Regions from separate parts of the Mus musculus genome. Here region 2 is linked to region 1. Evidence: chromatin loops called from intact Hi-C (ENCODE). Cell type or tissue: left cerebral cortex. All regions are shown on one strand. Each heading gives the region's core, and the rest is flanking DNA. Links, peaks and the distances in the headings are about the cores only. Region 1 has its middle 34 kb from the start of Gm24981. Region 2 overlaps Ebf2 (early B cell factor 2).

Region 1 (16,615 bases), core at 4,600-12,599:
TTCCTTAGAAGGGAAGTGGGGCTTGTGGATCTGGGTGAGAAGAGTTTGTGAGCCTCAGAGGTAGACGGGTGGTTAATTTTCCTGCAGGCCCCTGGAAAAGTGGCTCCTGTACCACCCACAAGGCACATTCCTCAAGCCCACCAGAGACTGACCCCGTTCTCGCTTGATATTTATAGCCAGCATTAGCCTGTGATTATATTAACAGTCAAATGATTACTATTCTAGATGTGATTGTTAGTGTGTGTGTGTGTGTGTGTGTGTTCGTGCGTATGTTTCTATGTGTCCATGAAGTTCTCATCAGAGGGAGATAGAGTGATAGAAAAGGATTTTTGGAGGAAAACATACTGTCCCTTTGAAACTGTATTTCATAGAAACTGAGCAGGAAATTTTGCTAATGTCTGCATTAAAGAACAGAGTCTGAGTACCTGGAAGAGGCATTTTTAGGTGAGAGGATTGAACCCCAGGAAGAGTCTTGTCCTGGGCCACACAGATAGCACCAAAGAAAAAGCTCTCGACTCCTGATTCAGAGCTCTCCCCACAGTGCCCAGGGCAGTCTCTCCGAGTGCTTATTGCCTTCTCGTAGGGCTTGTCTGAAACCCAGCCTCCGGGTCTTTATATTTATCCAGGCCTTTCATCTTTTCCGCTACCCTGCGCTCTCCTCGGGCACCCGAGGCTGCTCCTGTCCCAGGAGGCTTGCAGGTAACTGCAGCTCTCTTTGGTTTTGCCTGTCTTGCAGTCACGTGACCAAGAGCTCTGCTCTTCGGAGCCCAGCTAGCAGTTGCTTAATCCTCCCTGCTTCCTCTGGGGTTTCTCTCTCTGGTTCCATGGGCCACCGTCTGTAAACTTCGGACTGTCCTCACAGACCGACCGACCGCGAACTGTGATGCCCAACCTTCGCTTCCGGCGGTCGCAATTGTTTTTTAAAGCGAGAACTTCATTTTAATCACCCTTGAGAACCACTCCGGGCTTCTACTCAGATGATTCGTATGCAATTCAAAGCAAATTGACGTGTGTGCATGGGTGTGCATGTGTGTGTGAGCATGCAAGCACATCAAGGCCCGCGTGTGGAGGTCAGAGGACAACTTGTGAGCGTGGGTCCTTTCCTCCCGCGGTGCGGACTGGAGCCCAGAGTCAAGCAGTAGTTCCGTGAAGCAGCAAAGCACCTTCACCCGCTGAGCCATTTCCCTGGCCCAGCCTTCGCAATATACAGACTACACTCTACATTTCTTTAGATCAACCAAGTGTCTTCTGAAACTTAAATATACGCGTTTGAATTGTTACAGCATTGCCATAACTGGGAAGCTAGCTCTAGGGAAAACAATTTAGATAATGAAAATAAAAGATGTTTAGGTTCTGGCTGGAATCACTCCCGCCCTGGACTGTTCAAGCCTGGCCTCATCTCTTTTGTTAACAAAAGTAAGGGAGGAGTGGCCTGGGGAGACAGATCAGTGGGTAAAGTCCTTGTTTCCTGAGCACTAGTATCTGGGTTTGTCCCCTCTGTACTCACATACAAAGCCAGGAATGGCAGTAGGAGCCTGTAATTCCAGCACTGGGGAGCAGAGACCAAAGGGCCCCTGGTCCCCATTGGCTGGTCAGCTTAGCCAAACCAGTGAGATCTAGGTCCTGTGTCAAAAACCAAGATGGACAGTATCCTAAGGAATGTCCCTGAGGTTGACCTCTGACCTCCACATATCTCTCTCTCTCTCTCTCTCTCTCTCTCTCTCTCTCTCTCTCTCTCTCACACACACACACACACACACACACACACACACAGCACTTTACTAACCATCTACTCCACATTTTTAATTCCAGTGCTATTATAGAAAGTACGGGGAAATATATTGTGTGAAATGGCCCCTGGCTCTAGCAGCAAAAAACACCATAGAGTGAGGAAGATTGTATCTAGGTTCAATTTTAGGCATGCCACCTATCAGCAACATGGTGTGGGACGAGCTACTTGGACATTCCCAGTCCTTATCTGTGAATTAGGAAGATTAGCACCAACTGAGAAGACTGTTGTGACAATTTAATGAAAAACAACAACAACAACAAAAAGCTCCCAAACAAAAACAGCTGCCTCACAAAGAATGAGAGCTGTTTGCAAGATGAAGAGGGGTCTAAGGCTTTAAAGGCCCTTCCAGTCACAAGGTTGCATTGCAGACCCAGCCCTAAGGGATTCAAGTCCAGAAAGAGATCACTAGAAACTTTTGTTAGGGCAAAACCTTGTTCTAATGCCCCTGCCTCCCTGGTTTAGGGTGTTTCCGCCTCCCTTTTCGGGGAGTATATGCTGTGTATGGTTCTGAAACCTGTGAGCGGGAGCCATTGCTGGAAGGAAAAGATGAGAGAGGGCCGGCCGACCGGCATCTCCACATTGCTGAATTATGTATCGCTCTTCCTGGGGAACAGCGATTGCTTCTTGCCCTGTTGAAGGTGGATTGGATTTGGCTCTGTCCCCATGCTGTTCGGGAGCTTATTCTAATAAGAACAACTTAATATTGCACCTGAACAGTGAAGCTTTCTCATCCCTCTAGGACATTCCCCGATTTATACCTTGGGCGGGCGCAGCCTTCCTGATTACTTCAGATGAGGAAACTGAGTTAGGCTCCCTAGGAGGGCTCCGGTGAATAATCTTAGGATTGACATTTAAATTCAATCAGCTTTTTTTTTTTATTTTCTTTTATTGTGATTTTTTTTTTTCTGCATTTGTCAAGGGCCAGACCCTGTGTGCCAGATACCTTCATGACCATTATTACATTGAATCCTTAAAATAACCTCACGAGACAAGGTTCCTATTATAAACTTATTTAAAAGATTTGGGAGCTGAAGAAAAGCTGGGAACTTGCCTAAGGTCATGGAGGTAGCATACATTAGGGAACAAGATTTCAAAATGGCTTGCTTTTTAAATCCATACTCACTCTTAGCATGCTGCATTGCTATAGTGTGAACAGTTGGCAGCCACCTTCCTCTCTCCCTCCCTCCCTCCCTCCCTCCCTCCCTCCCTCCCTTCCTCCCCTCCTGCCCCCCCTGCACTCCATTCATATTATCATGTCATATCGGTTATATTGAATAATTGTAGTATTTTATATATGTATACCATGAACTCTGATCATATTCAGCCCTCCGTTACCATCTCTTGTTCTTCCTTCCCACTGGCTTCTTCCTCTCTGCAAGCAGCACCCATCCTCCCTCCATGTCCTATTGTATCAGTTGATGTAGAGATGCTGCGTGCAAGAGAAACCATTGAATACTTTCCAGGATTGTTCTGTTTAACCCAATGATCTCCAGTTCTACCCAACTCCATTGTGGCTGAATGAAACTTCACTGTGCATATAGACATTTTCTTTTATTGCGTTTTAACGTCTATACATTTTTATTATTTTGTGTGAATGGGTGTCTTGCCTACACATATAACTGTACACCACCTCTGTGCCTGGCACCCTCAGAGGCCAGAAGAGGGCCTGGGATCCCTTGGGACTAGGGTTATAGATGGTTGTCAGCTGCCATGTAGGTGTTGGGAGTCAAACCGAGGTCCTTGGGAAGAGCAGCCAGTGTTCCTAACTGTTGAGCCAGCTCTATAGTCCCATACATACATTTTTCTTCTAAATTCATTTCTTGATGGGCACCTAGGCTGGTTCTATAACTTGGCTATTGTGAACTCCCCTCTTCCTTTAATCCTTCCATACTTTGTCCCTTCCCAACTCCCTCTCTTCCTTCCCTCTCTTTCTTGCCCCCTTTCTCTCCTTCCTTCCATATTTATAATAACATTATTATCTTGAAGAATACTGTTAATTGGCAATTAGTTACCAATTATTGGAGAAAGAACAAAAGAGATTCTGGACCACATTAACCAAGTTCGTCCTACTAACAACAACTTGAGCTAATTGTGGGAAGCAGGAAGGAGCAGTGTACCCCTATGCTATGTCAGCATGTGTCAGGGCTGCTCAGAACTTTCCAGGCTCATCCCCTGGACCAATCTGTTGTACTAGGCACTGTCATCCCCATATAAGATAGGAGAGGTACCAGGACCCATCTTCAAGTTCTAAAGCTGCAGGGAATGTTAGAGTCAGAAGAGGAGAGGCTGGTCTACACCAAATCTTACTTTCTTATTTTTGTTCTGAACTAGACTTTAGCTTTGCCTAGGAACTTGGGTTAGAGGAGACAGCAATAAAAGAAGCACAAGGGAGTTTGCCTAGTACAAAAATAAGGGATACTCACAACCTTGGAATCTAATTCCTCCCTCCATCAGACCAGAAACTGATCCTAAACAATAGACCCCAAACAAAGAGCAGTCATCTTGTCAGAGCAGAGATCCAGTGAACTGGGCGATGGGATCAAGGAGAGATGGTGCCTGGCAGGATGCTACTGGGCTCTCATGCTTGATGACCTCTCTCTCATCATCCCTTGTGAGGACACCATGCTGCTTTCTATGGCTCCTAAGTGACTGTGGTCCTATAAGCTGTTAAGAAGCCAACATACACCAGGCTCCCATGTTAATGGTGAGGGGATTAGAGAGAAACAAAGCAAGCAAGCATTTGACAGTAAATGACTCGATTGGAAGTGACCAGGAAGGGCCAGAGGGAGTGTACGTTACTCTCTTGTTTATTGACTCTGGTACCACGGAAGAGTCTCTAAACTTGGGCTCGCCTCCGCCATGCTGGCTATAAAACGGGAGATGCCAGTAGCATACGTCTCTTAACACTCAGAGGTGGTGAGCGGTTAATTACTTCATGCCTCAAAAATTCTTCAGGCTCCACAGTGTAGACCAGAGTTTGGAAGGGTTTCCTTCCTCGTCTTTGCAGGGTTTTTCTCTTGCTTTTGGAAAATTAAATGTTAGAGGCAGGGTCAGTGAAGACAAATAAGAGCTAAAAGGCAAAGAAAGGGTTGGGTGGAGAGGAGGCAGGAGGATGCTGCAGGTTCAGAGTGCTTTGCAGCATCTGAGATGAGAGAAGGAGTTTAAAACAGTCTCCTTTTGTATAGTATACTTCAGCCCTTGATGATAGGCATTGTGGGAGGTGGGAGGTATGGTATGCTGACTTCTGGGAAACACTGAGTTTTTGTTGTTGTTGTTGCTCCACACACCCTTTTCTGTTTCTTTCCCTCCTTTTCCTACCACCCTTCTCTCCTCTCTTATGTCACTTTTGTCTACACCCAGAAATAGGGTCCCGTTTGAAAGCTGGACCCACTGGGCCAATGCTGGGGTTCTTTAGGGAGTATTGGAACTCATCTTGTGGGGGTAGCTTTTACCTCTGAGACAACGTGTCAACATCTCTTCTTAGGGATTCCTGGAGCCAAGGCTCAGCTCTCATGGCCAGCTATGTTTGCCTTCAGCTCTCTATCCAGCTTCGTTCCTGTAGGCTGAGGTAGAAAGGAGGACTGTTGCCTTAACCTGCCAACGAGTGGGGAGTGCTTTTTAGCTCCTAGTTGGCCAGCTTTGTGGACAGAATCAAGCCCACCTCTATCCCAGAACCTTAGGAAGCCTGCGTTTTCCAGTACAATCTCTTGCACGGAAAGATTCCAGATATCTCTTTGTTTTATGGTAGTGAGCCAGACAACCCATCAAGGGTCTACAGAGATCTTTGCTTGTTTGGTGTTACCAAAATGCCAAATGCTGTCATGAGGAAGTTTTAGCAAAAACATTTCCAAGCCACCATTATATGCATCTTTGCATCTTAGGAAAAGTAGAGCCTTTGCATGACTAATGACCTAGAACTTTTGTGCCCCATTGGACCATCAGAGGCAATACCAAGGGGACAAAGGTATGGTGAGAGGGGCTGTCAAGGATGGTAGACATCCATTTGGATCCATATGACAGGAATGGCTTCTCATTACGAACATGACATAAGGGGATTTCTGTTGGGAGCTGCGGACTAGCAAAGTTTTTCTCATCAGGCATAAAACATGTTCATTAAACCGCTTTCTGTTTTTTTTTTTTTTTTTTTTTTGTATCATAGAAATATTCTGAACAGCATGTCATAAGAAATCAAAGCTGGCTGCCCACAGGCTCCAAGTTAGAAAGTCTCCCCCTCACCCAAAGCCTAGTGACTAAGCACCGGCCGACAGGACCCGGGTGCTAAGATTGCCAGAAAATGAAGCACTTGACCTTTGGTGTTTGTTTTGCAACTCTCAAAGAACAAGAGGGAAGTTTTCTGAAATGTGTGCTTCAGGGTGCAGTGATGAAACCATTGTTGGCTTCCATTAAAAAATCCTGTTCCACTGGAGAGCAGAAAACTATTTCCTTTTGATTACCACAAATGATGGGAGGCTTGGCTAATGCCTGACAGAGCCAGGTAGCAAGTTTCTGCATCCTTGCTAGCAGGAGCCAGCATTCTCCTGGAGGAACACTCAGTCAATTCTTTGGGTTAAGCCAGACTTAGCCCAGCATTTGGAAGATGGAGGAGGAGGTAGAAACCAAGGCTTGAAATAAATATTCCCCCCACCCCCCTGTTACTTCAAAAAACCCTAATGCCTTTCTCTGCTAGAAAACGTTGATCAGAAAAGAGCATTCTGAAGGGGGTGGGGGACTAGGCAGGACTTGGAGGAGAGATCGAAGGAGGGTTGGCATATGTAAACACAGCACTCATGAATGAAATTCTGAAAGAAAAGGGGTGAGAGGGGGAGAGAAGATTTTAAGATGAGTTAGGAAGAAATATTTGGGTGAAAATAAAGGAACTAGATAAAAGATCAATTAACTCACCAGAGATGGTTAAAACAAAACAAAACAAAACAAAACCAAACCAATGGAAATGAAGCTATCTGGAGGATTTACATTTAGACCTTAATAAAAACAGCCGTGAGTAGGGCTTCGAAGGACAGCCCCATGATGATGACCAGCTGAGCTCCTGAGTGAAAGAACACAGAGTTTTCATGTTGTGTAGAAGGTGTCTGAATTTAGCTAAGACTCTTTCTTGTTCAGGTTATGGGTTAGCCATGAGAGCGCTGCCTCACATAGTGGTATCTGGCCCCGGGGCAGGGGGCACTGCTCTAACATGCTAGAGAGAATGAGCTTATAGAGAAAGGGTTGACTTGGGCCTTAGAGGTCCAGGTCCATGGTTGCTAACGGCACCGTCAGGGACTGTGTGGTGATGAAAACCACTCACTTCATTTCCAGGGAGCAGGAAGAGGAAGGAGCAGACTACAGATCTGGGAGAAAGCAAAAGGCTTCTTCAATCCCAGACCCGCAATGACCCTGAGAAAGTAGTCGCACAGACCCAGAGCCCGAGCTCTTACTGCCTTGCTGACATCTGACATGACATCTAGAACCAGGGTAAGAGTGACCAAGTGCCTGGGAATTTTCTCCAGTCTGCGGTGGGACCTTCCACCTTCCCCTGCGGATATGAGAAGGCCTGCCTTCCAGAGATGACCTGGACTGGGCAGGTTCTTGGTGTAGGGGAGTATAGGAAGGCAGGCTCCTTGAAAACGCTTCTCCAGTTGGTTCTGCAGGTGGTGTGCAGTGTGAGCACTGAACACCTCGAGGAGGAGGGCAGAGGGAAATAATTAGGAATGGGGCGTCCTCCCCAATGCTTCCAGGGCAACTTCGCTATTTCACCTTGGGACACAGGTTAATGTGGTTTTCCAACCATCTGCACAGTGCAACCCAAGCCGGCCCTTTAAGTACTCAGTGCTCATCTAGACAGCAGATAACAGCATCTCAGGAGATACCTCAAGGTAATAGACTTCATTTAGAGAGAGGAGGAGAAAAAAATGAGAAAGTCTAACTAACTTTGAAGTGTTGATATGGAACCATAGTGTAAAGTTATATTACCTTTTCCCCCTGAATCCTAGTTGGATAGACCCCAGCTAATATGAGGCAAGAGTACAGTCCTGCTTCATAGTCCTTAGGGACCTTAGAGGCCCTGAAGGGACCACGTCTTTCAGGCAGCGCCCTGGATTGAGGTCAGCAATCCAAGAACCCAGAGAGGCAGAGCGGGTTGCTTTGCTCCTTGGAAATAGAAAGAAAAGAGAGAAAGAGAGAGAGAAAAAACCCACATGGCTGCATTGTCTAAGCTTGTGCAACTGTGGATGCTACTGCGTTCCTGGGTACATCTACATACCCGTGATTACGTGCATGCCCCTTCACTTAGGAAAATAATGAATGCAACTTGAGCTAAGAAGTCCTTAACTCTTGGGTTCTGTTTCCAGCACTTTTTGACTTTATAGAATGACTTGTGCCGGACACTCACACATGCTGCTTACCTGCTGCTCCCGAGTGCTATGAGTAAAGGCTAATAAAGTATAATCACAACGTCCTAAAAATGTCAAGTCAGTGCCCCTTGGGCCTCCCGTAACTATTCTCATCTGCAAAATGGAGCTGGTAACTGTGCACCCAGGCTTCCTAGCACAGATGTTGGGAGGCTGAGCTACAGAACATCTGTAAAGCAGTTTTAGACTTCGGAACGTGGGAACGATAAATGACCATAACAGCTATTTATCATGCAAGAGGGGATGGCGATATGTTCTATAATTCAAGCCCCACTCCTCTCGTCTTCTAGAAATGGTTTTTCCCGAGACTGAGGCAGGCCATCAGTCGATGCTCACGAGTACAAAATGCAGGGAAAAGAAGGGATTGTGTTCTAAAACCATGGCACCCTGAGTGAAAGTTAACTCTTGGGAAGGACGTGATCTGCACGCAGTGGCATCTCTATGCTGGATGAAGGATGGCGCGCTCGCTACTGCTGAGTTATATGCGGGAGTGAAGGTCAGCCTGAGGACCAGCCTGGAGGTGGTCTCAACTGGAAAAGTGCTTGGGAACTTTTAGCAGGTCAGGGGTGACCTAGCAGGAAAGGGCTTCAGACGATGGCAAGTACATCATGAGTGAACACCGAAGAATGCAGCAAGGTTAGCTTAGCTCCCAGCACTTCATGGAAAATCAACTAGCTAGCATCTTGATGTGTGTGGGTGTCCAAGGAGAGGCAAAACAGCCATCCATGTTCCAAGTCAAGTGAATGACATTGGGGACAGCATTCTCTGAAAGAGATTCCTTTTCCTTTTCCCTCCAGGGTCTATTGTCTTCAAATAAATGCAAAGTAAACATGTTTTTGTTTTTGTTTTTCAAATTCAATGTCTATGCCTCAAGCACCAGAATGAGAATGGGCTCTGTCTGTCCTTCAGGGGCTGCCAGTATCGTAAAGACTCTTCCACAATTGGTTACTCAGGTTAAAATAACTGCCCCTCACTTTCTCCCCCCACCTCCCACTGACGTCATCAGAAGGTCAACATCACTCTCCTAAGAATCCCTTTCCTCTCTGCAGAACCTTCCAAAGTCCCTCCAGTAGAGATCCCCCTGATGCCTACAGGTTGTCTATTGGCTGCCATTGTCCTTGCCCTGCCATTACTCCTTGCTGCCACACGGTGCCACTGTTGAATATGGGCGCAGACCAGAGTGGCTCCTTTGGGGAGGGTAAATCCAGCTCACTCCCTTCCCCAAATTGAGCCCCAAAATTCCCTTCTAACTCTTCCCCCTGGTTTGTCTGGCAGCCTCAAGGGACGAGTCAGTTGGGTCTGTACACACAAGTCCTCCTCTCCACTCTGATCTGCACCAGGTGGGTCCCTGATGGGCTCATAGAGACTGTCCTTGAACCCCAGAAACAACAGGACTTCTTACCAGTCTCTCCATCCACTCCTCTACTCTCTTTAACACACGTCTTGAACTTAGGATGTCTTCGACCTAACTCACTCAAAGTAATGGCTCTCCTTTTCCATTGACAGAAACATTTCGCTATATAAGGAGTGAGTCACCTCTGAGTCAAAGAAAAGTAGGACAAGAATGACCTCCAGGAGTCTACCTGCTTAGTGCAGGGAAGACATGGGCTACATCTTCAGGAGTGCCTACAAAGGAGTACATTAACTTAGTCAAGGAGGATTACAAAGGGGGAGTGGTTGGGGCCGTGATGAAGGAAAGGGACCCAGTGGGGAAGGCACTTAGCTGCTAAAGGATTTTGACAGTTGAATGTAGTGGGGAAAGGGTATTGCAGGCAGAGAACATAAAGATGGCGCACAGACACAGGAAAGTATGTGCTGTAATGGGAATACAGCAGCCATCTCAGTTATGCGGACTTTTCTGCCCTATAATGTGGGGGCTATGAAGAGGAAAGATGAGAGAGAGTCCAGGGCTGGGTCTGAAATACCTTGCTGAAGAGTGCAGTCATCTTCCATACCCTTGGAGGATTTGTTCTGAGCCTTTCAGTAGATGCCTAAAATAGCACATAGCATCAATCTCTGTATTTGCTATCTTCTTTTTGTATGCCCACCATTGCCCCACACTGGTTCATCATCCTTATGCATTTCATTCTCAGGCGCCCGCTTTGTACCACTGCTCTTGTGTTTTGGGGGGGGAAAAGATTACTTGAATACAAACACTGCATCATGAACAATCAATATGGTAACCCAGATAGCTGAGAGATGATTAACAGTCAAATAGTGTATACAGCATGCAAATGTTGAACAAAGTGATCACTCATATGTCAAGCAGGATGGAGCAGAATGATGTGAGATTTCATAAGCTCTAAAAACACAATTTAAAACATACATATCATTTATTTCTGGAATCTTCCAAGTAGTATTTCCAGACTCTGGCAGACTATGGTAGCTGAGATCATGGTTAAGAAGGGACTACCAAAGCCGGGCGTGGTGGCGCACGCCTTTAATCCCAGCACTTGAGAGGCAGAGGCAGGCGGATTTCTGAGTTCGAGGCCGGCCTGGTTTACAGAGTGAGTTCCAGGACAGCTAAGGCTACACAGAGAAACCCTGTCTCGAAAAAACCAAAAAAAAAAAAAAAAAAAAAAAAAAAAAAAAAAAAAAAAAAGGGACTACCAGGCAAATGAAAATCATGGACACCCATCTATTCTTTTCAGGGTACCACATCACTTGATGAGTTCAAATAAAGAATGGCCCATTCAAGGAACAAAGATAACAGTTGAAAACAAAAGTTGAAGTTGAACATAGCAACACGTGCGTGCAATCCTCAGCACTTGGGAGGCAGAGGCAGGTGGATCTCTGTGAGTTCCAGCTTGGTCTACATACTGAGTTCCAGGACAGCCAGGGCTATATAGAGATACCTTGTCTCAAAAAAAAAAAAAAATAAAATAAAATAAAAAAAAGAAAGCAAAGTTTAAATGGAATTGCCTTAATGTAGATTAATCGTTAATTTTATTTGAGAAAAAGCAAAACCAAATGTCCAGAGAACACAGTCAAGCATATAGATTTGGGTGACTCGGGATGTTTGTGGAATTTCAATAAACCACCGAATTAATAAGTCTACTCACCCCCGTTAATTTATTTTTGAGTTGTGTAAACAGTCACTACTTCAGTGTGATGTCCTTGAGACGAATCTTTTCAGTTTTCAGAAAGAGACATTTAGAAGAAAATGACACAAATATTTCCTTCCTCAAAACACCTTGTTGAAGTTTCTCCAGGGACCTAAGCAGATGACTTGGAAGTTCCTTAACTCTTGAAATGAAAGGCCTGTTCATGAAAGAGAAGCTGAGTGCCAAAGATGGGCTGGTTCTCATACTCACACTAGACAGGAGTGAAAATGGTCTCAGGTAAAAAACGTTCTTTATCCCTGCTTCCTGGCACACAGCTGCCTCACATTCAGATGCACCCAGAGTCAAAGACAGCAGCCATTAGAAAAATTAAAACCCCATTGACAGTGCCTTGTAAAGAGTCTTAAAAGTGAAGACTTTATCAGCAAGAAAGGTAGCATCTTTTGCTTGTATCATTTGGTAATCTGTATGTCTCTGCCTCCATCTCTCTGTGTCTGTGTCTGTGTCTGTGTCTGTGTCTGTGTCTGTGTCTGTGTCTGTGTCTGTGTCTGTGTCTGTCTGTCTGTCTCTCTTTCTTTCTGTCTCTCTCCTCTGTGCATGTTTGGATGGGTGCACATCTGAGCATGTGGAGGCTAGGGGACAACTTCAAGTATTGTTCCTCATGTGTTTCCCACCTTCTCTTTTTGAGACAGTGTCTCTCACAGGCCTGAGATGATTTGTGTAGGATGTCTGGCCATCCACCAACCCCAGGGATCACCATTCTCTCCTCCGCTCTGGGATCGCCACAGTGTGGCCTTTCTCTTGTCCCTATTCAGTTTGTTTTTTGAGACAGATGGATAACCTGTAACTTGTTACATAGACTAATCTGGCCTCAGACTCAGAGATCTGCCTGACTTTGATGCCCATGGCCTGGAACTAGGGGTGTGTGCCATACCTCGACTTTTTATAAGGGTTTTTTGGGGGAGGGGAAGGTGTGTGTGTGTGTGTGTGTGTGTGTGTGTGTGTGTGTGTGTGTCAAACTCAGGTTTTCATGCTAGCCAGACAATCGCCTCACAACAAAGCTACCTCCGGAGCCCCTGAGAAACTGTTTTCTAAACGTTTTCTTCAGCCAGCATCTCTTTTACTCCTCGTGGTTATCCCGTGAAGAAAGACAAACAGTCTTAATTGTGCTCACAGCAGACATAAGCGAGGTACTGAGTGGGAATCGGCCTTATGCTTGTGAGCCAGGAAAGGCTTGGAGCCCAGGACTCTCCAAGCTCACCTGGACATGTGCTTCCCGCAGCTTCTCAGCTGTCCCACCAGATTGCCACTCTATTGGATGGAATTGTTTTCTTGGGGTGGGGATTGTATCTTAACTGCCTTATTATGCTTTTAAAGTACTCTTCGTTCAACAGGTGTCAAGCAAATGCCAATTAAATAAACATACTAAACCTTGATGTCTAAACAGCCTCTAAATTGGGGGCTTAAAGCTTTTTGAGGCCTCATACCATCTTCTTTATTTTAAAAAAGTAAAAATAAAAGTAAGCAATCTATTTGTTTGTGAAGATTTATTTTGTATATTTTATTCATATGTGTGTGGATGTGTTAGTGAGAGTAGAGTGTATGCCACATATGTGCAGTTGCACACAGAAACCCGGAGAGGGCATCTGATCCCTGGAGTTGGAATTGCAGATAATTATGTCTCCCATGTGGGTTCTGGGAGTCAAACTAGGGGCTAAGAGAAGTAAGCACCCTTGACCACTGAGCCATCTCTCCAATCCCAGCCTTCAGTTTCCTAATCTGACCATTAACGAAGAGTTCATTTCACTTCTTGGATTGTTCAGAAATAAGTATTGAGGGCTTTGTAGAATCTGAGAGTTACTCACAGGATACACAGCAGAAGCTAATGGATGAGGAAGACAATTGGGTCTCTTGTTTACCCGCCTGTTCCTTCTGGCTCATGGGTTTTAAAGTGACCTTTCCTTGTGAGATCGGGAAATGAATAGTCTTTTCTTTTTTTCACCCAGAACTGGTGTTTCCTGAAGTCAGTGAACATGTGTCTTTTGACAAATGAGTTGCAGGAGTGTTGACCTAGCCTTGAAGAATGCTTCTGTCCCATGGCTCTTCACACACACACACACACACACACACACACACACACACACACACAGAGCCATGTTTGACTTGGTGCACATTTAGATGTAGAGAAGATGGATCTCTATATAACTGCAAAGTGGCAAGGCTTTCATGTTTTGTGCTTTATTTTGTTTGTTTTACTTTTCTTTGGGTTGTTGTCTTATTGATAAACTATGCTGGTGTGTCAAGATCTGGAGAGCTTGTTATGGGGCTGAGTGAGACTCTAATCAGTGTCCCCAGTAGTTGCTGCCCCGACATCATCTTCAACCTTGTGTTGTACCAAACACCTACATGGCCTCTACAGTTCTGTCAACATTAATTAATTAATATTTTTAATAGAATGTACTATGTACATTACGGGAAGGTTAGAATGACCAGAAAGAGGGAAATCGTGTGAACATTTGTGAGCATTTTGCTCTTGTTGTTTCGCTAGGCACAGATGCTGAGGGCTTCCATACATGGTTATCACTGAGCAGTGTAAATAAAGGTTAGATTGCTGTCAGAAACTTGCATTTGGACCCAAGAGTCACAAACAAAAAATAAGTCCTTGCTCAATTATGGTGTAGCTACAACTGAGAGGAAGGGTGATTGACTATCTTCACTCTGTGATAGAGGGATCTCAGCATACCAGGGTCTTAGCAAGAAGCACTGGGTAAAAGCTAATGGTCCAAACTTCAGGAAAGTGAAAGGGGCTTGAGCTTCCCATCAGCCCTTTCACAGGATGCTGTGAGCCATTTATGTGAAGTTGCCCCACGTGAAAGGAATTAATTCAAAGTTCACCGGAGGAGAAAGAGGCAGGGAGGTCCGGGAAAGAACTACTTCTACATTAGCGGTCAGGATATCACAGACCCTAGACAGGATGGAACAAGACTGTATAGCAAAGAAGATGTGCCTGTAAGGGGAACCTTGGAGTGGAGGGAAAGACAACAGTGCAGAACTCTTAGTAATAAGCTTGATTCTGGAGTCTTGTCATCTGGAAGCACGTTCGAGTAACCGTTGAGGTTTGTCAGAGACTGTGAAGAGCTGTGTAGTTCCTGTGGGCTAAATGTCCATGTGATCAGCTACAAGCTCGGCTTTCTTTAGTTCCCATCACCCTTACACCAGAATCGGTGTTCCTTGTCTAACGGATCCTCTCTAGCAATCCACCATTCCATCTGGCGTCCACGTTACAGGAAATCCAGCTTGCTATTGCGGAGATTCGGTAAGCTTTGATAATAGCAAACACCTATGCTCTATCATCCCCAATTAAAAAGCAAATCAACATGGAGAAAGATGAGAGGTTGTCTTCTGTTGAGTTCTGTAACACAGTCAGGATAACCCGGAGGCTGACTGCCTAAATCATCTCAGCAGAAAAGTGTGTGGCTGCTCAGAGCCCAGTGGGTGAAGACTCTGATCACCTTTCTGTGAGTTTCTGACTTCTAGTCTTATGACTCACAGAGTCAGTGAGGCCACGTCGGCTCAGAGTATACATGCACAGACTGAATATCATAGCATGCAATTTCCGGTAAATTAACTACCCTCACCTCCCACCCCCAGCCGTGGAACTAACTTGTTTGTTCAAAGTAAATTCTCCGAAGGCTGTCTCCGCGTTTACAGACTCCAGGTCTGCAGAGAGCAGCTGACGACTACCAAGCCACTCAAGTAAGGGTTTCCCCAGTGTTCTCTGGGAATCAGCGCTTCATCCAGGAGAGGCCTCGTCAGACAATTAGCCGTTACCTCCTATTGTCTCTTCCTTTACACAGAAGAAACTAAGTGCGGGTTTTCCTTACATTTCTCCACAGATTGAGAGCATCCACACAAGTGCACAAGAAGGTGAGAGGTTGGGAAAGCCAAAGTGGAACCAAATGTGGAGGTGACTGTCGATGTCAGGGAATGGAATCCCAGGAGGGAGAGCAGAGGTGCGGCCAGGGACAGTGTAACCTGCTGAGCGCAGCTGTGGGCTCCACACAGGGACTAAAGAACGGACGGGGTTTGCTTTAGAGTTTTTAGCCCCTGGACAGACTTGTGTGAGCACATTGATTCTTTACAGAGCCCTTAATTTCTATGTGCGTCAGCACAGTGGAGTGTGTTTCAGACACCGCAGGGGATCCGGTCTCTCTCAACAGAAGTTTTAGTCCAGTCCAGGGTCTTATTTTTCTCTTTGCAAGAAGAATGTTGTGTGGTCTTCCAACAGAGTGGATTTAGCTCATGAATTCCCGCTCTGCACAGAGGTGAGGATTCGGCCGCTCACATGCGTTTCCAACCTTGACCTGTAGGGTTCTTTGTCGCCGTGCGGCAGAGTCTTTTCATATTAATACCAATTTATCATTATTCCCGTTAAATGCCTTTTTTTTTCTTGGTCTGAGAGAAAGAGACAGAAAACATCTGCATATCCAGGAATATTAGCTACAGTTGGTGTCTCAAGTGAGAATCAATCTGACAGCCCCATTTGTTATATCTGGGTAGGCTTTATTATGTAGACTCCTGCATTTGAACTTTTTCCCCCTGCAAGAACTGAAAAGAGTCTCTAATGTATTCATATCATGTTTTAAAAACAACGTTTTTGAAGTAGGGAAGGGGATAGCAACTGTAGATAACATTTCCGTTCTAATAAGAGAGGCCGAATGTTAGCCAAATTTGGAACAACAGCAAGGCAGACCCTTGAGTAGAGGAGTTACTAGCTCCAGAGCCTTAAGGTGCTTATTTCCAGCTGTGCTCTTCGTCCGTGGTGTTTGGTTAGACTTGGAGTGATTGCTTTTGCTTTCCTGTGTTTACGTCACCTTTTCCATACTAATAGGCTAATAACTCGGGCCTTTTTGAGCGCAGTGTCATAATGCTGGCCACTGATGCTAAGGCAGGCCATTGTTAAACCAAGACACCATCCCCCACACTCATACCTCCAGATCTACTCCTTCCCAGCTATTAGTAAATCTGCCACCCAGGGCTTAGTAAGCTCCGTACTTAGTAAGTAAGCAAGTAAGTGACATAGTTATGGCAGATGGTCAAAGAGCTGGGTAACTGTGCTCATTGTCAGGTGGCCCTGACCTTGGGACATAGTTCCATCACTGATGCCCGACAACAACATAGAGGACAACCTGGGTGTTTTCTTCTTCCTCCTGCTTTCCCTGCAGCATTTCATAGATGGGTCTTAGGTCTCAGCACCAGGAAATGGGAAATAAAACAGGACTCCAGTTCTGAGGACCGGGTGGTCAGCCCGCAGTTGTTCATGGGACTCTGTGAAAGTCCAATAAGTTTATTGT
Region 2 (16,615 bases), core at 3,217-11,216, 230 kb after region 1:
GTGGGGAGCCCAGAGTAATTCGCAAGGTGTAAAGAATGTTCTGGAATCAGAAGTGATAGTCACACAACGCTGCCAATGTGTTAAAGTCACCGGCACTCACTCACTAATGTACTCACGATGGAGATGTGTGTTGTACGTGAACATCACCTTATAATGTAAATTTAGAATGTGAAATAAAATGGACAAGTGTGGTTATGTCCGCCCTGGAGATAACAGGGTCCTGAAACTTGAGAGCTTTTCTGTTCATCCATGAATGAGGAAGCTAAACCACACCCTGAAAGGCTGAGGAGCTCTGGTGGCTCTGAAGTCAGCACTGTTAACTCTAAGCCAGAAAAGCACATTAGCAGAGTAACGCTCACATAGCAAAGACCTGCAGAAACAAGCAACACTGGCGTGTGTTTGCCTCAGGAGGACATTTCTTTTCTTTTGCTTTTTTTCTTTTTCTTTTTTCTTTTTGTTTTTCGAGACAGAGTTTCTCTGTATAGCCCTGTAGCCCTGGCTGTCCTGGAACTCACTTTGTAGACCAGGCTGGCCTCGAACTCAGAAATCCGCCTGCCTCTGCCTCTCTAGTGCTGGGATTAAAGGTGGGTGCCACCATGCCCAGCTCAGGACATTTCTAAATTGGGGGTGGCAGTGAAAAATCAGAAGGGTCCAGTACATGCACATCCCAGTTCTTAGAGGCTCTTCAAATGAAAAACGCTGCCCGGTGCAGCAGCATAAGATAGCCTGAGGATCGAAGCTGCCTGCTTCTGTTTCTCTAGCCTGTGTTTCTTCCAGCAGTGTAGCAAATATTTACTCCTGGTGGCAATATGAGACTCTGTTACTATGCACTTTTCTTTAGAAAAAAAAATTTATTTAACTTTGTAGTAACATTTGGAACCCTGGGTATGGTAAATTTCCAGAGCTGGGGCCTTTCTGCAGATCCCCAAGAAGTCGGACTGCATTTCTGCTTGTCTTCCTATGACTCAGCAGAGAAGTCAGAGTGAGAAGTGGAGAGAAGCAGACAGCATTAAATATTATCATGACAACTGTGTGTGTGTGTGTGTGTGTGTGTGTGTGTGTGTGTGTGTGTGTGTTGGGCCAGGCAGTGGTAGTGCAGATTTAATACCAGTCCTCGGTGAGGCAGAGGTAGGCAGATCTCTGAGTTTGAAGCCAGCCTGGTCTACAGAGCAAGTTCAAGGACAGCCAAAGCAACATAGAGAAACAGTCTCAAAAAACCAGAGATAGATAGATAGATAGATAGATAGATAGATAGATAGATAGATAGATAGGGTAAGCATAATAAATAAATAAAATGTGTTGGTCATGGCACAATAACTGGATACCCATGCTGCGGTTTGCAGCGCGGTGACTGCAGGATGGACGCTTTTAGATGCATTTGCCCTGGCCTACTGAGTACCCAGCACTCCTCAGGACTTTTTCTTTTTGTTTGACTTCTCTTATCCCTCCCTCTGTTCCCTTCTCTTTTATTTACTTTCTTCTCTTCTCAGTACTGAGGGGTTGAACCCAGAACTCCCCTCGCCAAGCAAACACTCTCTCCCTGAGCCACACCAAGGGCTCCTGTTAGTTCTTCAGCATTTCTGTACTCCAACACCCTTTTGACATTTGGCTTCACCATAGACACTCTCCCAAGTACAGGCGGGAATGGTCATAACTGCTGGGGTCCAGCATGAAGTAAACAGATATCACACAATTGCCCATTTCAAGGCTATCACAAAACACAAACCCAGAAGCTTTGGCGCTTGCGCACCCACAATCTCGGGAGGGTCTGTGACCAGTCCTCCTGGTTATAATACCTTCTTTCTTGGAGCAGGGTCAAGTTTCCGCATCATCTAGAACCTTCTCTCTCTTGAGGCACTAGTCTAGCCAGCTCTGGGTTTTTGTTTTTTTTTTTCCACCCCATTGAGTCACGTGCTCCGGCGCCATGCTTTAATACATTCGGATTCTCTATAGGGAACTCTAGAGAGCTCCACATGTATGGCAGGCAAGGATGGCAGAAGAGCCATGAGTTGAGTTAAATACAGTCCTTCTGATCGTCAGAAAGGGAGCCAAGCAGCTGCACTTGCTCCCAACTCTAACCAAACACTCTGCTCCAGCTCTGTTTATTAGCTGTCTCCTCAACCCGATCAGTGGCAGAGGTGATGAAATCGGAGGCAGATTTCACTGTCAGGCAGCTGGGTCACCATCCCCAGGGTCTTGTTGTCATGCTGCATTCTTAAAGTGACCATGGCTGCTTGGGTTGCTACTTTCCAACAGGCTGAGAGATCACCGAATAGTTAACCGGTGGAAAAAGAAGGACAGGGCTGTGGCTTGCAGAAAACACATAGAGAAGCAGCTTTGAAAAATCCCAAGGTGGCTGAGTAGCAAGAACATGGCCCCTGCTGCGGGCAGCTGTGAGCGCGAGGGGCAGCCTGAGGGCTGGAAATCAAATCTCTGGCCCGGGCTGGTGCCTCTCCCATGAGGCTCTGCCAGGAGAGGCAAAAAACCCTAAACACTACAAAATGAAAAAAAAAGCCTCCATCCTGGTAGAGGGAGGTTACCATGTTATCTTTTGTATCCTTAACGCTATCAAGGAGGGATGGATTGGGGGAGGGAGGGAGGGAGGGAGGGAGGGAGGGAGGGAGAGAGAGAGAGAGAGAGAGAGAGAGAGAACAGGGTGACTTATTTAATAGGTGTGATCCTCAGGGCCCCTTACCTGGAACCGCCTCATGTCCCTTGGGTTTCCCGCTGTTTTCAAACAATTCTGATTGCACTTCAGGAAAAATTTTAAAAAGAATCTGTGAAGAGAAAGCAATGTGTTAGTTTTTTTTTTTTTCCAGTAAACATTTTTAAACGAGAGACTCTATCTGTGTTCTATTAGATTTGATTTGAGGAGGAAAAAAAAAATAGGTGATTGTGTTTCAGGTCTGGGGAATTTCAACCAGCCATGCCTGGGAGAGGAACATTGCTGACCCTCTGTAATTTGCAAATTTGAATGTTTTCGATGGCAAGCTCAGAGCCCCCTTGCTCCATCACGGTGGGGGGTTGTTAAGCGGTTCCCAATCTGGGCTCTGGTCCGCACACCCACCCACCTTCAGTCTGCAAAAGAGGCCTCTGAATACAGCAGTGGCCCCTGCTGGACAGAAAGTATCACTCTGGGTTAAAAATGACAGGACAAGGCTCAGAACCTATGACATTCCTCGTGTCTGTACCTTTGGTTGGCCACACAATACCTTTATGCTCACACCTAAAGGTGGTCTCAGAGTTTCCCACGACATGTGCAGAAATAATAAAATACTATATAATTATCTAAAGCTCAAGTCCACCGGGCCAGGATACCCCAGGCATTCATGATTAATAGCAAATAGGAAACGGCCCCTCAGTCCCTCCAGAGACGATCCAGACTAACTCAAATCACAATCTGTGGTTATTGTTTGTAAGACATGATTTTTCTTTTTTGAAGCCCATATTCCATTAAATGATCTGTGTCATTGCAAAACTGGGCATCTCGCTCGAGCCACACAGTTGCACCAATCAAGAAATATGGCAAAAGGAACCTTTGCAGGAATTTGCTTCATTCCTATTTTAAAATTTTTTTGTTTCAAAATAAATAAGTTTTTCATTTATTTCACTTGCAGAGTCCTTTAAAAAAAAAATCCAGCTTTTGCAGTGCTGAAGTCCCAGGTGAGCTAGGCCTATTTCCCTTTCTGTTACTATGACAACGAAATTTTACCGCAGTCCCAAGGTCCCTTCAGAACTCTCGCATCTACGCCTTGAATTAGAACTTTAAAGGAAAAGATATACATTTTCCCCAGGATTTACCAATAAAAATAAGTAGAAATGAACCAGTCTTAAGAAAATTCTGTTTTAAAAGCACGGGTTGGTGAGAGGCTCTTGACATGACCTTCTGCCTGTTTTGTTGTTTTGTTTTTTGCTTAAAAAAAAAAAAAACAACCACACAAAAGAATTTGAAAGCACTCCAATTAACTGTATGTTTCACACACACACACAAAGCCAATGAGAAGATGCCAGTAAGGTAACAGACCGAGGGGGAGAGTTGATCTCTTAATCTCTGCTAAAAACACTGGGCAACACACTCCCAACCCTATCTATGAATAAGGTTGGATTCAAATTTGGAAATGACGGTTAAATTTTTTCCATTATTTAACATCTGGTTTGGGCTTGTCTCTAGGGCTATCTTGTATGGGGTATGTGGGAGGTCAGACATGACTTTCTGTGTCATGGCGGTGAGGGGGTGTTGATCAAAATTCTCCAGAAGGACCACGCAAAGAAATCAGTTCATTGCTGTGCACAGGATGGACCGCTTATAACCTGCCCCAGCTTTCAGGAGTGCAGGGGATGTCTGCTTGGGCTCACTTGGGTGGGCTTAGGAGGGAGGCAGGCTTTTGTTTAAGTCGAGACTGAAAGCAAGCATTTTTGTTCTGGGTGGAGAAATGCATCCCTTATAGTCACCAGCCATGAGCACTCACAAACCCTCAGAGCTGCTTCCGAGGATCTACTATGGTCTTGCCTTGCTCGCTGGAGCCTCTTTCCAAACAAGACGCCCACAGCTACCCCACACCATATCTGCTCCCCAACACACACACCTGCCAGAGGTCATTTACATTTTTCCCCATGTCAAAGCCAGGTTGAGTGCATCTTCTCATTTGCTCCTTGGTTTTTGAAGTTTTGCCTTTTCAACAACTGGGCTCCAGAAAATGTGTTCTGCGTGCCCCGTGCGCACTTCCCTCTCCTCCCCCACTCCTGTTCCAAAATAAGATCTGGTGAAAGCATTAATGTTCACCGAGCCATTACTACGGGGACGGTGTGGTAGGTGGAAAAGTGTGAAAGAGATAAATGTTTACATAAAATCCAGTTGATTTAGGGAAACACTCTGCCTGGTGAAAGGCTTTATTCATTTTAAATTAGAACCCTAAACAGTTCTTCGGACGGAAAACACCCAATTTTGATTCTCTTGCTTGTCTGAGGGCTGTTTGTAACCTATATAGCAGACCCCTGCATACCAAGGATGTAGCATTTGGCTCACAAAGGGGGAGAAAGAAGCAGTGGAAGAGAGGAGTGGGGGGATGGGGAAATGTTACATTATTAAATATATAACTGCTAAATGGATAACACTGGAAGTGCTGCTGTGGATGTTTTTATATGTGAATTTAAAAATTAATTAAAAGAAATTCTAAGGCTTACAAACATGGTCAAATCTTCTCTCAATATTTTACTGATGACTTCTGTCATACATAAACACACATACACATGCGTGCGCGCGCACATACCACATGTATACACACAGAGATGCACACACACACATACCACATTCTCTCTCTCACTCTCTCTCTCTCTCTCTCTCTCTCTCACACACACACACACATAGACCACATGTGCACACATACAGATACACACACATGCACACACACACCCTTTTCCCAATCGCTTGGTGCAAAACTCTTCATGATCCATATCATTCATTAGCCACAGAGTAACTTGCAAGGAACAGATTCTCTCAGAATCCCCTGAGTCTTGATCCCTCCAAAACCAGAGGTGCCTGGAGAATGTCAGCCCTCTCTATTCAGAAACAGAACCCCCCCCCACAAATTCCAAGATTCAGACCAAATGTGCTGATTCTCCTCAGAATGGGAGTGGTTTCCACTTTTTCTAAACAACAGTGACTTCATGAATATTATAAGCACTTAGCATGCTGCAGTTTGCCAGCCTTCTGACTACATTCCTAACTAGTGAACCCAAACAACAGCAAGGGTAGCCTTGCTTTTGCAGAAAGAGGTTAGGAGATGTGGGGTCAATGAGTGGACTCCAGAGCCTGGCATTCCAGCCGGATTCCTAGATCACTGGGGCAGTGCCCTGTCCCAGAAGGCTTTGCTCCACTCTAACAAATACGTGCTAGAATTGAGCTAGCCTTGACCTTGTGACTAGACCCCTCCCGCCTTTCCTGGGCCTTAGTTTCTCTGACTGTTTAAGGAAATGTTTAACTGGATTAATCTGGTGTTCATTGCAATATCCATGTTCTATGATAGGGAAAATTAAATAAAGGGCAGAAGTGAGAGCCTTCCAGAAAGAGCCGCTTTGAGGTAAGAAAATACTGATAACAAAAGAAAAGAAATAAAACAGTCATTAAAGTCCACTGTGATGTAGAGAAATTTAAAATCCATGAGTTGTCCGTGTCTGGAATTTTCCATTTCATATTTTTGGGGCCACAACTGATCATGGGTAATTGATACCCAAAAAAAGTGAGGCCATAGAGAAAGAGATACTATATTGTACTTGGTATACAGGGCATCATTTTAAGTCTCAAAACAATTCTCTCCGAGAAGAATCATCTCATGAGTCACAGAAAGGAAGGCCCCAGGTATTTGAGGAAACTATCAGGGATCAGTGTGGACATAAAATTGGAACCTGGTTCTCTCTGGCAACCAGCGCCATCTGGTGCTCTCTGTTCCTTACACAGTGGTGATGGCTCCATCATCACCAGCAAATACTTTAAAAAAAAAATTTCAAAGGGTCAGCATCATAATAGGTAAATTACATCTCAATAAAGCAAATTTTCTCTCTCTAGAAGGCCATCTACTTAAGGGGGGGAGGAGAATAAATAAATGAACAGGGTAATGAGGAAGGAGGAATCTGGTACCCTCCCATGAAGGTACACTATACCCAAGAAGAAAACATTAGGCCAAAGATGGTCACCAAGGAAAACACCCTTGACTTTGAAAACCTCTGCTGGTTCTGTTTCTTGTCTCGTTGATTAAGTGTGTTCTGGATGCCACCAAAGGTCACACACAGCAGCAAAGGTCTTGACCTTGTGAAGCACACAACCAAACTACTCAGAATGTGCTTTTACTCCAGGGTCTCAAATGATTCTAGAAACATCTAGACATGAGTCCAAATAAGATCAAAGCTTATTACATGGTATTCAAGGAAATATGCCTTCTCCTTCCCAATCTCTGGGATATTGGGATATTCTGCATTGTTTAAGAACACGATGACATTCTCAGATGGCTTAAACTTGCCTTGACCCATCTTGAATAGAAATTGAATTTCAAACTATTGTACAACAGAGGTCAAAGCTAATGCCTAATGGTTGAGGCAGATGCACCACAAAATCACAGGGAAGACAACTATTGGGCATCCTTTTCAGACTCCAGGACTCTGAGCTCATATTTGAGGATCCCAGGCACTGTCCTGCCTCTCGGGGTTTATGGAAGAGACTGTTCAGTGTACCTCCAATTTTAAAATCTAAGATCTAATTCTTTCTTTAAATTTTCTAATACCAAGCCTTGTCAGTCACCCATCACAGAAGACTCAGGAAAAACCATGTACAGCTGTGCACACCAAGGAGATGCACATGAGTAACAGCTGTCATCACACAGAACTATGCCTCATGTAAAATAACTCCCTTTGAAGCTTCATTCCTGACTCCCTTCAAACAGGAAAGTCTAACTTTGTATGTTCTCAGATTCTGTCATGACATAACCATGTCTCATATGCTATAGACAAGATAATGCCACACGTGCTCAAAAGGCCAAGCGCAATGATGCTATACCTACTGCATAGCCACAAAAGCAGGCAGAGTCTCTAAGCTGAGCCAAATGTCTGGCTACTGTATTCTCATAGATCATGTGGATATATAAAGGGATGTGCCCATGGATTTGTGAGGAAGATACCTTTTTTATCTGGATTAGCTATCAAAACCTTTTAAAAGTCCACTAAATTAAAATTCAGTTGTTTTTCATTGTTCATGTGTGATCCAAGAAAGACAATAGCCCCTTTCCTTTAATGCATTTCAGCTACTAAATGTATGGATGGCCACACCAGATGGCAGAGTGCCAAGGAAAAGGGATGGACGGGTCCTCTCTTCTCCGAGAACTTTTCCATATAGTCTCCTCTTTCAGGAGATCTAGCAATCGAGTCTCTAGTTTCAAGGTGAGAAGCTGTGCTGGATGGACACATGGACCCCGTTGTTAGTGCTGAGAAAGCCTTCGTGGGGTTGGCTTACCCTTGTGACTAGCGAAAAACACCAGAGTGCTCTCCCTAATCTTGATCTTTAGTGTCTTTTCTGAGCCTTCCAGCATTTAAAAGAAGGCTATATCTTGGGCTGGAGAGATGGCTCAGCGATTAAGAGCACTGACTGCTCTTCCTGAGGTCCTGAGTTCAATTCCCAGCGACCACATGGTGGCTCACAACCATCTGTAATGGGGATCTAATGCCCCCTTCTGGTGTGTCTGAAGACAGCAACAATGTACTCACATACATGAAATAAATACATTTTTTTAAAAAAATAAAGGCTATGTCTTTAATCAATCATCAACCATTCAATTAATCAATCAATCAATAAGTAAATGCCTCCAAAAGACTCCAAATTTAAGACACATAAGGCCCAGCCTTGGCCTGAAGAGAAAGTAACCTTGAGAAGTCTGATCCCTAAGGAGTCCACCCAGGGCCCTGGAGCTTTAAGGACCCAGTGAGAACTCTTGACAGCTGGCAAGAGAGACTGAATAGCCAAGCTCCCAATGGTCTCTTGTTACCTCCAGAAACAAGCTGCGGGTATAGCATGGGAGAGGTTGGTATTTGAGGTTTTCCTAAGCAAGGCCGAAGCAGCTAGCAAGAAGGCCCAACAAGACTCATGGGCAGGGTGGATAGAAAGTTCTGACTGACTGGCTTGAATGGCCATCTGATAATTTCCTTATCGGTGGATGGCGAAATGGTTAGGGACAATGATAAGGAGGGATGGTTGCAGACATTTTTTTGTAAGCTGATATTCTATCGTCTCCATTTAATTTAAAAAGAAAAGACATTTAAACTATAACCATGATATATGAGCAGAGAGAACTATCTCTGTTCGTCTCAGACCTTTTATTTGTTTTGTTTTTTGTTCTTTTGCTTTTTTGGGGTTTGTTTGTTTGTTTGTTTTTCGAGACAAGGTTTCTCTGTGTAGCCCTGGCTGTCCTGGAACTCACTCTGTAGACCAGGCTGACCTCGAACTCAGAAATCTGCCTGACTCTGCCTCCTAAGTACTGCGATTAAAGGCGTGCACCACCACTGCCCGGCATTCTCAGACTTTCTTAAAGAAGAAAACATATTATCGCTAACACGAATTTACCTGGATTATTTCAGTAAAAGGCAACTGGGATTTGAAAATTTTTAAAATTTGAGACAAGGTTTCACTATGTAGTTCTGGATAGCCTGGAATGTATTATGTATATCAGGCTGGTCTTGAATTCACAGAGATCCATCTGCCTGAGTTTCCGACGTGCTGATTAAAGGTGTGTGCCCTCACACTGGGGCAACAGAAATATTTTTAAGCAACAATTTTTCTTGCTTCCAACTACCGTTAATCTCCCTAGGCCCTCTTGACTCAAAGTCTATGCTGACAGTAATAATAATGGCCTGTCACATCACTTGCCGTGTGTGGTTTCATTACATCCTTGTGACTTGGAACAGGCACCTTAATGTCCTGGTTCTATGGAAAAACTCAAAACTTCTCTAAACTTACCAGATTAATTATCCAAGGTGAAAACATTCGTCTGTGGAAGAGTGGGTAGAGAGCCAAGCTCCAGTCTCTCTGACTCTTAGCAAATTGTTACTCCATGGGGAGTTTGTTCAAGCTCCTAACACATTGCCAAGCAGCTCTTCGCTTTTGGGACATGCGCCCCATAGGTCTCCATGGGGACCATCATGTCAATTTCTTCTGGAAGCAAGTGTGAAGTCACTTCTCTCTTTGCAAAACCAAACGAGCACATAAACAAAAAGTGCTTATTGTTTCTATCAGGGTCTGGAAAGCTCTGGAGCCCCAGTGGTGACACTGGAGTGTGTAGAAGAAAATGGGAGCTCCATCAAACACTTAGAAGACATCTCAAGAATTCAAATAGGATGTAAGCATGGCCCCCAAGAGCTGCAGGGCCCTGGAGAAAACCTGGAAAGCTCCTCAATCGAATGAGGACGATTCAGACCATTTGTTCGCCAAACTTCATGGAGGAAGAAGGCAGAAATCAGTGAGTGGTACATGGGATGCTGACGACGATCTTAGAAAACACTAAACTTGAGTTTTAAGTAATTAAGAGAAAGGATGCTCTTTGAGGGTTGAGATTTTTAAACAGACCAAACAACTACTTCCTTTGACAGTTGATAACTCCCAGGTCATGTGTGGCAGCTAAAGGGGAGCCCTTACCAAGCCTCTGTCATGTGACTTCAAGGCCACTGTGAATGGCAGTGTGATTATTATTGCTTAATATTCATCACAAAATTAGGGACTGTCAAAGGCCAGCATTTGCTATCTGTGTAAAATGTCTGGGTAAGTGTCCGGCATGCAGTGAGGTGGCATCCTTTGCTAGGCACATTTCTATTCCTCTCCTCTGTGTTGTGCCTTCCACTCCCATGATACTTGTGGGGGAACATATATGTGTGCATGTAGGGGCCAGAGGAACATATAAGGGTGCATACAGGGGCCAGAGGTCAATGATGATGTTTATCTTCAATCAATTCCTATCTTGCTTTTTGAGACAGGGTCTCTCCTTGTCATCGTGGTCTCCACATAGGTGTGGTGGCTCGTTTGTAAGCACTAGGTATCCTCCTGACACCACCTCCCAACACCAGCATCACACTAGGATTACATGCCTGCATAAACGCACATTCAGATCACATGCACGTGCTAGCACACCTGGTTCTTTCATGGGTTCTAAAGCTCCATTTTAAATCCTCATCTTTGCAAGCATTTTTCCCTGCTGAGCCCTCTCCCCACTCTATTTTAAAACATCAGGACTCTACAGGGGTTGCCACAAAGTTAGATTTGGTTTCCCTCAGGACAGGGTGCCCCTCAACCCTCACATGTACTCTCTACTTGAACTTCCCTCAATTGTTGGGGGACATATTAAAAAGGAAAAAAAAACAGCAACGAATTAATCCAGTCCAACAGGATTGCAGGAGACAACCAACAAGCGGTGGCTGGTGAAAGTCTTCCACACTGCAACAAACCTGGTCATGACTCAGAGTCCACGCATAGCTCCTAGCTGGCAACACGCCCTCAGGATCATTTTCCATTCCTTGTGTACTTCAGTGACAAGCTCCTGGCATTTCAGTTTGGCCATAGATCTCTGCTCCTCAACGTGGTGCCTCCTGGGTAGGATCTGTTGTATTCATTTAGGCACCAGGAGGCAGGACTTCCCAGCACTGTGTAAATCTGACTCCCTTATCGATAGACTTTATTTCAAAGCCATTTCCCGATGCCTTCCAAAGGGTCTCCCACAGCCTCAGTGGCAAACAACTGACTGTGCACAAAGCCACTAAGCGGTAAAAGCAGGGGGCCTCACCTCTTCTCACTGCCCTCTTAATCCTGACCAGGTAACAACACACTTTGGCTGCTCAAGACCAGGCTTCTACACGGAACATTTGTGTTGTACTCCATATCCAGTCTCATTCCATTATTCAGCACCATGGGAAAAAACATCTCTCAGGACAAGTCTCTGGTTTTACACTCAGATCAAAATCCGACGCCATTAGTGAAACTGATGACAGAGTTCTTTGGATTTGAATTGGAAAAGACCCTAAGAATGAGTTTGTCATTTTAGTTGTCTCTGACTGTGTCTCTGGGGATCCTGGAAACGTACTTAGATCTGTCTTTTTCCTTTATCATTTTTTTTTTTAATTCTAGTGCTGGGAATCAAACCCTGGACCTTGCGACTGCTATGCCAAGCATTCTACCACTGAGCCATACCCCAATCTTTCTTTAATTTTCAAACCAGGACTTCTTCCTTTACCCTGTCCCTTTCTTTCCCTTCTCACCACCGAAAGGAAAAAGAACCCAGTAAAACCAAATCACCTACACACTTGCGACACACACACACACACACACACACACACACACACACACACTGAGACTTCAGAGTGAGGATACAAATCTATTTTTTTCCCTACTATGACTCCTTGGATGAAGGAGAGAAATGAAGTTATTAGCCAGTCATCGGCTTAATGGGTCCTCAGCCCCAGTCCCCGTCAATCCAGGCTTCCCCTCCCCTTCCCCTCTGGTTCTCTGCCCTCCCAGCTAAACTCATCTCTGCTAGGCTGAGCAGTGAACACCGATTACACCGGGAGCCCTTTGCTGCTGCCTGGTCCACTGGTTTTTACTGTTTTGCCAGATGGTTGAGGCCAGTGTGTAAAACTCTCTACCCTACCATTAATTCATAACTCAGTAATAACTTTCCCACGACTCCGGGAAATTGAAATGAAGTGCAAATGTGAAGATTTGGAAAGGGAATCAAGGTTGGACAGCTATTTTACACCTGCCAGATTTGATACCAGGGAGACAAAAAAAATAGCCCTGTTTCAGTAGACTGGAATGTACCTCTCCTTAAACCAAAGGCAGCGAGGAAGCTCGCACTACAGGAGACAGTGAGGAAGAGAGCTGAGTGGGTACTGGTCTCCTAGCGCCGCTCTCCCGCCCAGGTCTTTAGTGTATACCTATGGCACCTACGAGTCCACTCAATAGTGACCTTGAGCATCTCTGTAACAAGAGGCTCATCTGACAGATTCAGAGATTAGCAGATACGAGTGCATCCTCTGGCTAAGACAGGACACCATCCAATGTTTGTTAGCGTCATTAAACTAAAACTGACTTTTCACCTGCTCCCATACCATATGCAGCTGCAAATTTTTAAATTAAACTATGAAGCCATGCATAAATTTACATATATTACAGACTAGCCTCTCCATTTAACATGCAAATGTACTCCAATGTTTCAGAACACCTTCTGTCGCTAATTAATTTGCTGAATTATAATTAGACTAATCCTGCATAATTAATAAGCACAGATTTTTTTTTAATTTGTAAGCAGCTTGAGGAGATCATTCACTTCCTTCTATAAACTGCTAAGTAAGTGTTAAAAAAAATCTGGAAGGAACATGTGTGAAAAGGTATGTTTGATGTCGCATACAAACTCAAACTAGCATGGAGGATGCAGAAGTCGGTATTGATAATGGTACGTATTTGAAGCCAGCACTCGAACAATCAAAAAAAAAAAATCACACCCAGAGGATGGGGGCTAAGACTCCCTTTGTCTCCTTGTATATAGTGTTTCATTCTTTGCTGTCTATCCGTCGGATCTTCCAAGATCAGAGAGGCGGGAGAGGATTAAAGTAACCGTATGTTGTATTAGATGAGATAATGCTATTAACACTGTACTGTATATCAAAACACTCTGTGCATGCTGGGGGCTTAGAAGCCTCTTTGATGGTATTTGGAATCATTTTCATTTTGGCTGCCAAAAACACCCGAGATCCGTCTAGTGGAAACAATTAAGTTCCATTAGTACTGTATCCATTTGGTGATGATTACAATGAAGGGCCCCCCCCCCTTCCATGCAGGAAAGTCGAGTCTAGAAAAGAAAATCCAAAACTACCAGTCTAGAAAAGAAAACCCAAATTAGGCATCTGTGCACTTGAACACGTAAAACTGTAGAGTTTTATGACAAAGCAGGAAACTTCATCTTGGTCCCTGACTCCACAGAAGTCATGCTCAGGAGAGCTCAAGGCCTAGAAAGAGAACATATTAAACATCCGATGCAAAACAAGGATATGGAAGGCTGAGGCAGGCTGGACTAGTAGTCAGGCAATTTGAAAAAAGACTAGAGAGACAGCCTGGGGAATCCATTGGTGGCCAAGGAAAGGTTAAGAAAGCTTTAGAGAAAAGGAAAAATTCACTGTGGAGAACATGGAATTTGAGTTTTTCACATAGTGAAACAGCATCCGCAGTAACCTAAGGATTGCCTAGCCTGAGATTAGTTGCTGAGGTACACCCGGCTCTCTTGAACTTCTGATCAACTGGCTCTGGCCTGGGTAGGTTTAGACTGGATGCTGTTTTCAACCTGTGGGTCTCAACTACTTTAGGAAGTCAAAAGAACCTCCCTTTCATGGGGGGGGGGGTGGGAGGAGAGAGAGGGGGGTCGCTTAAGATCATCTGAAAACACAGATATTTGTGTTACAATTCGTAACAGTAGCAAACTTACAGTTATGAAATGGCAACGAAAATGATTTTAGGGAGGGGGGCAGGGTCACCACAACTTGAGGAGCTGTTATTGAAGGGTTACAGTAGGAGGAAGGTTGAGAACCACTGGTAGAAGCCAGCACTACCCCTGGCTTGTTCAGAGCTGGGGATGAAAGAGATGTAAAAGTAAGAGATGAATTAGTTTGAGAGTTGAGTCGAGGAAATGAATCTCGGGTTCTCCTCTTGGCCCAGACAGGAAGCCAGGCCCACACTCTTAGGTCAACCCTGCCCGCCCGTATCCATGAAGACCATTTACACCAGGGGCCTCCTCTCCTCATCTGGAGAAAGAGGTTCCATCAGCTACCTCACAGGGCTCTTGAACAACTAACTCGAGTGCAAAAATACATCTTTTGGGAACACTTGGGAAAGGCTGTAACAATTTTCGTGAGCTCAGGGTCCCTACTGCTGAGTAGGCCTTCTGGTCAGTCCTGTTGAAAGAGATTAAATGATTCACCAAAAAATGTTCCTAAAACTTAAACAAAGGTGTCGGGGAAGGGCAGGGAGTGTGCCGCTAATTGTGGCTGCCTGGAAGGAACACTGGTTTAACAATGCTAATAAAAAACAAACAAACAAACAAACAATGCTAATAAAAGACAAAAAGTATCCCTTAAAAAAATTAAAAAACGAGATTCATGAAAACTCATCTGGGTGTGCAGGACTTTCTGTGAACTGTCTCATATGTCATTTTGAAAAACTGGAATCTAGTTTCTTTACAGTTCAGACTAGGAGTGTATCTGGTTTTTTGGATTTTCTTTTTTCTTTTGTTGAAACAGAGAAATGCTTACTGGTTAAACTCAAAGGGTGAAATGTAAGCCCCCGGGCTTCCTCCATGAAGTACTGGCCTGAAGAGTCCTGGGTTCTATGGAGCAGACCTGAGAGTTGAAAAGACTTACAGGGTTCAAGTCCTACCTATGAATGGGCAAGAGGCTTTGTTTAGAGATTTTTTTCCCTTCATCTATGCCCAGTAAATCTTAAATTATATACTCATAGGAGAGAGTATATTCCTCTGAGAAGAAGCCGTCTTGACTATGGAGTTAGCTCCGTGTGCGTCATCCCTGGGCAATTGTTAGAGGGAAGGAGAAACTGAAACTGTGAGGCATCGAAATGCACAGCCATAAAATGGTTAGCTAAAGCCATCACTTCAGCTAATGTGTTTCTCCCCTAAAAGAACTTCCTCAGGAACTTCTCTAATTTTAATTTTTACCAGGAGGGTTTCCTTTCCTGAGCAGGGCTCCTCATTTCTTTATCCTTCCAAGCTGCGCTTCCCCCACCCCGACTTTCCCCAGTTCGCACACTCAGGATGTGCGGTTTTTTTAAGTGGGGTTTTTAAGTGGTGACGACAGCAGTCTCAGCTCATCTGGCGAATCTGACAGCAGGCCTCACCTCCAGCCATAGAGACACATCCACAGTCAGTCTCACCTTCAAGCCAAAAAAGGGAAAAGAGAGAATGTGTGTCCTGACAGGTAGCAGGTGGTACATACGGAATTATCATTGGCCATTAACACCAGGTTGGGTATCACATTAGCCACCTTTAGACTGCATTTGCCAACCACATAAAAATATAGGACCGGGTATTTCAATATTCTGCGGCTCCCTTAGCAAAACAGATTCTTCTATTACTTAGAGGTAACTGGCTTTCATTAAAAAAAAAATTTAACTTTTTTTTTTAAAGAAGAACTAAACCAAGATGATATAAAAGTGAAACTGGGACAAAAATCAGGTCAAGAGTTTGATACAAAAGCATTTGGATATGGCTAATAATATTCTAGAGTGTTGTGAGTTTAGGACTCCATGGTCATATTTAGTCTAATGGGACCCGAGCCCCTCAGCCTGCATGAGATTAGAAGAATCATACGTTTATTTTCCAATTTGTTGTACAAACTTTGCTGGCTCTTGGAACCTCTATTCACTCGGCAGGAATTACCAGCTTTGGGAAGGCTTCCAGACCTTAGTACCAAAGCCAGGAACTTCTTTGCCACGCCATGAGAATGTTTGTCCCGGCTGACTCTTTGTTTTGAAAATGGTCTTTAGTAAGCACACAGAGTACTGGGGTTCACTGTGACAGTTCCGCACTTGTGTTGACACACACACACACACACACACACACACACACACAGAGTTCTTAGTTGTCCCTCCCACTGTCTCTCCCTGACTCCCTCTCCCCTTTCCTCCCCAAAGCCAAACTTCAGCTTCGGGCCATGGGTCTCCATCAACCTCCTCTTTTCCTCCTCTCTGTAATTGATACAGAAAGCGGGCTTAGAATGTAGCTCAGTGGTAGAACACTTGTCTGGCTTGCTTGATGTCTTCAAACCAATGCCCAGTATCACAAGCACACAAAAAATATGAGTGGGTTGGCCTGAACTTGTCTCATAGGCGATGGTCTGATAAAGTGGAGAGCTCCTTTGATCCACAGGGGCCTTCGGGGGCCCTGGAGTTTGGAGTGTAGTTGGTAGCCTCTCCCTATGTGGTAAATTAAAAACAAAAACAAGCAAACAAAACCCTTCCCTTAGGGAGTCAGCAACTGACCTGGAAGTGAAATGTCCCAGCCCTTCACTCAGAGGCTTTCTCAAGGAG

The links. Hi-C counts contacts between places; a loop is a spot of excess contacts. Peaks named below come from ENCODE experiments on the same cell type or tissue, not always from the same donor. Only the 100,000 strongest peaks of a DNase experiment are listed, where the experiment ranks them.
Region 2: it touches region 1 in a loop (10-fold over the local background); 10 of 42 quality-filtered maps call a loop at or near these places.

Annotation. Positions count from the first base shown.
Region 1 is chr14:67,592,652-67,609,266 of GRCm38, reverse strand. No RefSeq gene overlaps it. Among named protein-coding and RNA genes, the nearest start is that of Gm24981, 34 kb to the right of the region's middle. In left cerebral cortex, for the core only: a CTCF peak has its summit at 9,349; a DNase peak (open chromatin) is centred at 9,343.
Region 2 is chr14:67,357,855-67,374,469 of GRCm38, reverse strand. It overlaps Ebf2 (early B cell factor 2), which reads right to left. Exons shown (of 16, transcript NM_001360202.1): 7 at 2,696-2,777. The region is part of intron 3 of 4930438E09Rik (RIKEN cDNA 4930438E09 gene); the gene reads left to right. Among named protein-coding and RNA genes, the nearest start is that of 4930438E09Rik, 32 kb to the left of the region's middle. In left cerebral cortex, for the core only: a CTCF peak has its summit at 6,434 (motif pointing left); a DNase peak (open chromatin) is centred at 6,406.